Regions from separate parts of the Homo sapiens genome. Here region 2 is linked to region 1. Evidence: chromatin contacts called from ENCODE Hi-C data. All regions are on one chromosome and are shown on one strand. Each heading gives the region's core, a stretch centred on a gene start or an enhancer-like site at or near the end of the contact. The rest is flanking DNA. Distances are from core to core; before and after follow the strand shown.

Region 1 (4,247 bases), core at 711-3,210:
TGTCCAAGGACTCATCACTAGAAAGTAGTAGAGGCAGGATGCAAAACAGGTTTCTTTGAGGAAGAATTGGAGACTTCTTTCCTTCCCTTCCTTTCCTTCCCTCTCTTCCCTCCCTTCCTTTCTTCCTTCCTTCCTCTTTCTTTCTTTTCTCTCTCTCTCTTTCTTTCTTTCTTTCTTTCTTTCTGTCTCTCTCTCTCTCTCTTTCTTTTTTGATGCAATCTCACTCTGTTGCCAGGCTGATGTGCAGTGGCACAATCTTGGCTCACTGGCTCACTGCAACCTCCGACTCATTGGTTCAAGCTATTCTCTTGCCTCAGCCTCCTGAGTAGCTGGGGTAACAGGCACATGACAACTCGCCCAGTTAATTTTTGTATTATTAGTAGAGATGGGGTTTCACCATGTCGGCCAGGATGGACTTAATCTCCGGACTTTGTGATCTATCCACCTTGGCCTCCCAAAGAGCTGGGATTACAGGCGTGAGCCACCACTCCCGGCTGAGACTATTCTTATCATACCACCTGCCCTACCGGAAACAGACTCAGAGAGAAGATTCTGCAAACAGTCTGTAAGACTGTGGTTTCAGTGGTAATGCCCAGCCAGGCGGCACCAAGCCCTGTCCCCAGCCCTAGACAGCACTTGTTGAAACAGGAACTGAGGCCCCTCTCAGGGAACTTGGGGAGTAGAATCAGGCTGTTCTGGATGACTGGAGGGTAGAGTTGAAGCTGGCTTGTCTGAGAGGAATGATTTGGCCACCTTCTGAGCCCTGGGCCCCCAGAGAGCTGAGGAGGAGAGTTAATATCAGAGAGCTACTGTGTGTGTTCGAGTCCAGGGAGCAGCAGTTAGCTTCAGCCAGAGCCTGAAAAAAGAAATAGAGATTATTAGCATTAAGGAAGAGAAGGCTGCAGTGGGACCTCGGCGTGGTCGTTTTGTCATGGGGACTGAGTTGAGCTCCTTCTCCCTGAATACATATTGTGAGCAAATTGACATAGTTTGCATGTGAGAGATTTAGGTTAGATGTCAAGGAGATCTTTCTGTCAGTAAGAGAGTTCAAGCTTTGGAACAGGGCTCAAGGGAGACCAGGGGCTGCCTTTGCTTGAGGACCTCCAAGAATAGGTCAAGATTCTCTGGGCTCTGGGAGCCTCATAGCAAGATGGCGGAGGCGGGGGAGGGGGAGTTGTATGAAATGATCTGGAAGCTTTCTTCCAGGTCAAAAATGCCACATTCCCGAGCTTTTGGGTAGGAATCAAGTTCCTCTAGATTTAGCTATTTGACAGAGTCCAGGACGGGGGTGGGGGGTGGGGGGTGGGGTCTGATCTTATGTGCCGAAGTTAGAAGGAGTTTCTGCAACAACCCCTCGTCATTTTTGGCAGGTCCAAGATGTGGAGGGTGACTTAGGTGTGTGTGAGCAAGGTTCCAGAGGGAAGCACCTGCGGTGAATAAACCGTCTCATTCTAGGCGTTTGGGGTCTATCAAAGCTGGGTGGCTTCCTCCTTCCTAGCAAGTGAACTGCACCCAAATCCCTCCTTGTTTTGTTTCAGCTCCAAGGGAAACGATCGCGGCACATTCCCTTCCCCTCTCCAGATGTTGGCATGCGGGGCACCTTGTGGGCGACCCCGCCTGGACGGCTTCGCGGCTCCCGGGCGATCACCCTGGTGCCTGCCGCCTGGCCCGGGGGAGCCCGGTCTCTAATTAGGCCTGACCGCGTCCCCATTCCAGCGCTCCTGCAGATGGGAGGGAGGGCCATGTTTCCCCCCCCAGGGGCACCGAAATAGCCTCGTAGTCCCGCGGAGACAGCAGGCAGCCGTGGCTGACGCGGGACCAAGGCTTGGCAGGGAGCGCGCTGCTGTGGAAGGTCCTTGGGAGGCTGCGACCGCCTCGGAGAGGGCGGGCGGGGGAGAACGGGGCGGGGGGTGGGGCGGGGGCCAGGGGCGGCCTCTCGGGCTGGGCCGGCAGAGCGGCCACTTTGCGCGCGGCCTCTGGAGCTCCAGCTGCGCCCCGCCACCACTGGCCGCTCGCACTACCAGCCTGTCTCGCACGCTAAGTAAGTAGACAGCTCCCCTAGCTGGATTCAGGGGGCTGGTGATGCCTCTGCTAGCCTAGTTGGGAACAGTGCAGGTTTGTCACTAATTGGATAGTAGGTGTAAGTGTGTCAGTGGGAGTGCTTGTGAAGGGGAGCTTGCGCCAGTGTGAGGGAGTGTGTCTGGATGGGATGTCCACATGTGGAATTTTCTAGCATGTGCCCCAGGGTGCGAGTGTGGGTGAACGAGTGTGTCAGAGTGTGTGGTGGCCTGGAGTGGGCCACAGGTATTTGCCTGTGTGGCACCTGCTGCCCTGGGTGCACTGTGTCTGTACCTGTGGAAATGCCTGTGTGTGTGGCAGGAAGGCCCCCAGGTGGGCTGAGCCAGTCCACATGTGGATGAGTGGATGTGCCAGTGTGAACCCAGGAAGGCAGAAATTGGGGCTAGGGAGTGTTATCTGAACTCAGGCTTTCTAAGGTGACCTGACTTGTCCCAGCTGGGGTGTCTTCTCTGTGGGTCATTCAGCTTTGGTTTCTCAGGGCTTGGAGAAGGACAGAAGCTCAGAGCCCTCACACAACACTGGAGTGAATGTGGCTCTGACTAACCCCATCTGGCTAGACCAGGGTCAGGGAGACAGCTTGGGAGACCCCACTCTTAAACCAGGAGAAGAGACAGGAGGCCAGGGGATGAGTGGACCATATGGCCATGGCCACCCACAAACACTCGCAGTGCACCCACGCTTACATGCTCAGCATACACACATTCCTGTCCATGTGCACCAGTCTTGCACACACTCTTCTCAGGATAGCCATGCAACCATTCACACTTTCAACATGTATACCTGTGGACAACGACATGTATGCAACATGCACCCACTTTGTTCAATGCATATGCGCAAATGTATCCCTGGTGTGGCCCCACCCTCAGCCGCTAGCCTCCTCCCACTTTTGCCCCTTTTAATCTATATATTATACCTCTGACAATGGGTCCAAGAAACTGGCCTCAGTGGGGAATATTTTAAGTCAGGGACTTTGGCTGTGGGGGTCAGGGCAGATGGTGATGTGGTGCCTTTGAGGGGTTCCATTGAATCTGAAACTGAGGCTGTCCATGGAGCTCAGCCAGAGAGCATCTTGTCCCTTTAGCTCTGGGACTTAGAAGCACTGTTCGCCCTTTTAGAAGTGAAAACTTCCAAACACTGCCTTTGGAAGGCAAGCCAGGTCAGGCTGGGATCTGACATGGAGCTCAGCATATATAATTTGCTCCATGCTGTAGTTTATACTCTGGATTACACTTGCTGCAGAGAAGCAGTGACCTTTCTGGGTTGGGTCCCAAGGCAACCATTTGGCAGGGAGGACAGTGAATTGAGCTGGGTTGATTCTTTCTCTTCTTTGGTTTCGTTCAACCCTACTTTGAGTCTCCCTCCCACAGGCTGGTGGAGGGATGGCATTTGCTCTGCTCCTTTCCTTTCTTCCAGTGGTTATCTTTTTTTCTGGACAGAATCTTCTCCATGACCTCCTCCCCCTGGTGACCACTGGGCACACACTATACAGCGCTTGGAAGAGTAGGTGCCCTAAAATACCAGCTGAGTGGTGGTGTTATTCTTCTTAGTAGAGCTTCTAGACCTGTCCCATCCTGGCTATTCTCTTCTGAATACTTCAGTGAGGTACCCAGACTAAATGTGCTCTTTCAGCTGGGAAGTTAGAAAGATGGTATTGAGCTTCCTTCCTTCCCTTCCTTTCTTCCTTCCTTCTCTTTCTCTCTTTTCCTTCCTTCCTTCCTTCCATTCTTTCTTTTTTTCTTCCTTCCTTTCTTTTCTTTTCTTTCTTTTCTTTCTTTCTTTCTTTCTTTCTTTCTTTCTTTCTTTCTTTCTCTCTCTCTCTCTCTCTCTCTCTCTCTCCCCCTCCCTCCCTCCCTCCCTCCCTCCCTCCCTCCCTCCCTCCCTCCTTCCTTCCTTCCTTCCTTCCTTCTTTCCTTCCTTCTTTGATGGAGTCTTGCTCTATCGCCCAGGCTGGAGTGCAGTGGCATGATCTCAGCTCATTGCAACCTCTGCCCCCCGGATTCAAGCGATTCTCCTGCCTCAGCCCCTGAGTAGCTGGGATTATAGACCCCCACCACCATGCCCAGCTAATTTTTGTATTTTTAGTAGAGATGGGGTTTTTCCATGTTGGTCAGGCTGGTCTTGAACTCCTGACCTCAGGTGATCTGCCTGCCTAGGCCTCCGATACTGCT
Region 2 (4,247 bases), core at 1,027-3,526, 360 kb after region 1:
AGTAGAATGATGGTTGCCAGGGAGGGGGAAATGGAGGGAACTTATTCACCATGCATAAAATTTCAGTTACGTGTGGTGAATAAGTTCTAGAGATCAGATGTACAGCATTGTGTTTATCAATACCAATATTGTGCACTTAAAAATCTGTGAAGAGGGTAGATCTCCTTAAGTGTTTATAACACAATAAAAATAAATAAATAAATGTGACCTAATCACCCCTGCTTATAATCTCTCAGGGACTTCCACAACAGAGATTCTCAACTTCAGGGTGTCAACACCACTGTGTTTAGAAATATGGTATGGTGTCTCCCAGCTAAATTTTTATTATTAATAAAGCATTGAAGTTGACAGTAAAGTATTGAAGTTTGAAACTTCTGAGTTTGACATTTTCAGCCCTTCATGACTGATCTTGCTTACTTCTTCCGTATCTGAAATTGCTCTCTACAGTTTAATAGTGCCAAATGCTTGCAGCTTCTAGAGAACAATTTCATACTCCCTGAGCTTTGCAAATCCTGTCCCCCAGTAGTTTGCTGGTAAACATTCAACAACCAGCTCTCAGGAGAAAACCAAACCAAAAGCAAAAACCCCTGATTTGTAACATTTATGAATTTCTCTGGTATAAATGTCCCTACCATGACTAATACAACATGAGGCCGTTGAATGCAGAGTGGGGAAGACATGGGTGGTAGCACATCATTATATGGTATCTTCACCACTAGATATACTAGAGATAAATAATCTCCACAACACAGATTACAGAAAAATATCATGAAATAATTAGGGAGGCATGAGTTTTGAGTATTTTTAAGGTTTAAACTTAATGTAATTTATTTTAATATGTTAATAGAATTAAATTTTTAATTGTGGTAAAACATACATAGCATAAAATTTAACATTTTCACCATGTTTAAATGTTCCATAGCATTAAGCACATTCACATTGTTCAACCTTAACCACCATTCATCTCCAGAACTTTTTCATCTGCCCAAACTGAAATTCTGTACCTAGTAAACAATAACTTCCCATTTCCCATTCCTCAGCTCTGAGTGACCACTACTCTATTTTCTTTCTCTATGGATTTGACAACTGCATGTATTTTGTGTGAGTAGAACCATACAGCATTTATCCTTCTGTGTCTGGCTTATGTCACTTAGCATAATGTTCTCAAGATCATCCATGTTGTTGCATATTGCAGGATTTTCTTCATTTTTAAGGCTGAATAATATTTCATTATATATATTCTATTATACATATTCCATTATATATATTCTATTCTATATACACATTCCATTTTATATATATTCTATTCTATACACACATTCCATTATATATATTTAATTATATATACATTTATAGATATTCTGTTATATATATTCCATTACATGTGTATATCCATTGTATATATTCTATCATACAGGTATATATTCAATTATATAGAAATATATTCCATTGTATATATTCTATTATATATTCCATTATACATGTATATTCCATTATATATACATATATTCCATTATACACACACACAATTATATGTGTGTGTGTGTGTATATATATATAGATATATATATAAAATTTGTTTTCTTTATCCATTCATCCACTGATGGACATTTGGGATTTTGGGTGCTTTCTGCCTTCTGGCTATTGTGAATAACGCTATGGACATGGGTATACAAATACCCATTCAAGTCCCTGCTTTTAATTCTTTTGGGTACATACCCAAACGTGAAATTGCTGGATCATATGTAATCTTGTGTTTAATTTTTAAAAAGCCACCAGACTCTTTTCCACTGTGATTGCAGATATAGTAATTTAATTTTTAATAATGATTATGTTTAACAATCAGCTCACAGAGTTTCTGAGAACGTGGTGATGAGCACCATGAGCCAGCGCAGGTCTGCTCCAGTGCACTGCTGGCCTGGAGCATACTTCTTGTCACACAGTACTGCCACTTCCTCTATGACAGCTTCCATGACTTTCATTATTACCCAATTAAGTCGAACCCTCTCTTCTCTGCACTCTCTCTGTTCCTTGTATTTACTTCACATGACTCACATTACAGTTCAGGTGTTTGCTTTTATGCCTTTTGCTCTCAACACGCTGTGCCTTATTATGTCAACCACACAAACTTCTGGCTCACTTTAGGCCCTCAATGCATGTGTGTTGTACTGATCTAACAGGTATTGTGTTTGGATCTATAAAAGATAAACCAAGTGGGCAGCATACTCCTTTCCCCCAACCTAGCCCCCAAGGCCATCCATGCCCAGTGCTATAAGCTGGTGGGAGATAAGAAGGGCAGGGCTAGGGCAGAGTTCGATCCTGAGCAATTGTCTAGTACTCACTCTGGAGGTTAACCAGAGAAAGCAAGACCTGAGGCCAAGGTTCTACACTGAACCAGAGGCGTGTGCCACATGCTGAGTTAAGCACTGTAGATTTCCATCCTCATAACATTGAATCCTGAAAGTTAGGTTTTATTATCCCCATTTCACCAAGGAGAATACATTACCTAAACATACAAAGTCAAAGTTCATGGTTACACTGCTATAAAATAGAAGTCACGACAACTACCCTACCATCTGCATTAGACTTCAAGGTTTTTAAGTTTGTCTTCCTCACTGGAAGGTGGTACCAGGAAGCTCAACTTGTCTCTCATTTTCTCTTGCATTCTGGACTCTGCACAGTGACTGGCAGTCAACAAATACTCATTGATTTATGTCATAGGAACAATGGAACTTGAAACCCACTGAGAAATAAAGTAGTACCTGGCCCTGAGGTGTCGACCTCTCTCTTCTCCCATTGCAAATCATGACTTGCCTCTCACCAGGGAGATAACGCTCTTCAAGCAATTAATTATCATGAAAAAAGCCCACTCCAACCCCCACTCCTGTGGAGCCTTACACCTGCCAATTGGCATGTTGTTGAATTATAATGTATAACTAATTAAAGGTGACCTCACACCGGGGGTCTAGGTCTCCTGTGTCAGGACCAACCACAAACTGGTCATCAGAATATTTCCTCGTTCTCTCACCCAGTCTCCCTATCGTGTGTGTGTGTGTGTGTGTGTGTGTGTGTGTTAATTTCAAATTCTTTCCCTGCATCAGCGAGCAGATGAGATCCTCAGCCAGCTTTCATCTTTCAGAAAAATGAATAGTGCAGAGAGAACATTATCAAATGAGCTGTTGAAGAAGTCAGTGAATATGTCATTGAGTGTGACTGCTTCCCGAATGAATTTAGATTTATCTCTGTTATCTTCCCACCCCCACCCAGCCCCCCTTGCCAAGCTTGCCCTCAGGGCAGGCACATGCCTGCCATGAATCCTGACCGACAGCTGTCTCTCCTGGCTGACAGGTCCAATCGGGCCTCTGAGCTTGTTCAGGAATTTGGTTTGTTAACATTATGAATGAACTCATTGGATAGTCCTGTTAAACACCTCACACCTCTTGCTTCTGCAGTTTCTTAAAGGATTCCATTTCCATTAGGCAGACTCTCACTCTGAAGTGTAGGACAGAGCCACACTCTCACTCTGAAATTGTTTTATCACATCAGGAGCTGCTGAATGGCTGTGACAACACAAGACCTAGAAACCCTCTCTTTTCTTCCTCTCTGGCTGTTTTATTAAAATCAGGGTGCTATAGTTCTTGCACCATTCATTCATTCGCCAACTACTTGCAGAACAGATCTGTTCATGGGAGCAATTGTGTTAAGGCAAAGTATATATTGGTAAATAATACAGACATGATCCCTGTCATAGTGTAGCATACGCTTTAGTTTATGATCCACATCAGAAAGCAATTTCTGTTGATTTCCAAGTTCTCAAAGGAATAAGCTTTGAACCAAGAAAAGATTTTTTTTAGGCAGAATGTCATGATCAAAACGTGATCTTTGGGGTCAGGCTGGTCTGTGTCAACATTCTTGAGTAGAAAAAGAGAAATTAGTGCATCTGAAACAAGAACAGGATGCTATGAACAAGGGAGTCACAAAAGCAGGAAAAGATTTTGGAAATTAAAAATATGGTAAGAACATTTTAAAAATGCAATAAAGGGGTTGGAAGATAAGGGTGAGAAAAAAAGAAAACAATGAGATGGAAAATAGGAGAGAAAAGAAAATCAGAATTGAAAACGGGGTTAATATGAGTTCTAGAGAAAGAGAACAGAGAAAAGAGAGGAGAGGAAATTGTCAGAAAAATAATACAGGGTAATTTTCTACAGTTGAAGAAAATAATACAAAATAATTTTCCAGATTGCAAG

Evidence for each region. A loop is a pair of places that touch in the nucleus more often than their neighbours do. Pooled maps may share reads with other maps.
Region 2: a map with no recorded cell type shows a loop between it and region 1 (4-fold over the local background). The contact joins the enhancer-like site here to the promoter of INSC in region 1. A Hi-C loop is called at or near these places in 3 of 37 single-sample maps with no recorded cell type and 3 of 50 pooled maps.

What each region holds. Positions count from the first base shown.
Region 1 is chr11:15,112,963-15,117,209 of GRCh38, forward strand. It overlaps INSC (INSC spindle orientation adaptor protein), which reads left to right and starts at 1,961. Exons shown (of 13, transcript NM_001042536.3): 1 at 1,961-2,041. RefSeq lists enhancers at 434-483, 1,135-1,668.
Region 2 is chr11:15,469,260-15,473,506 of GRCh38, forward strand. No RefSeq gene overlaps it. Among named protein-coding and RNA genes, the nearest start is that of LINC02751, 81 kb to the right of the region's middle. Within about 2 kb of position 2,277, at least 2 of the 41 ENCODE cell types and tissues checked have a DNase peak (open chromatin) inside an H3K27ac peak, as active enhancers do.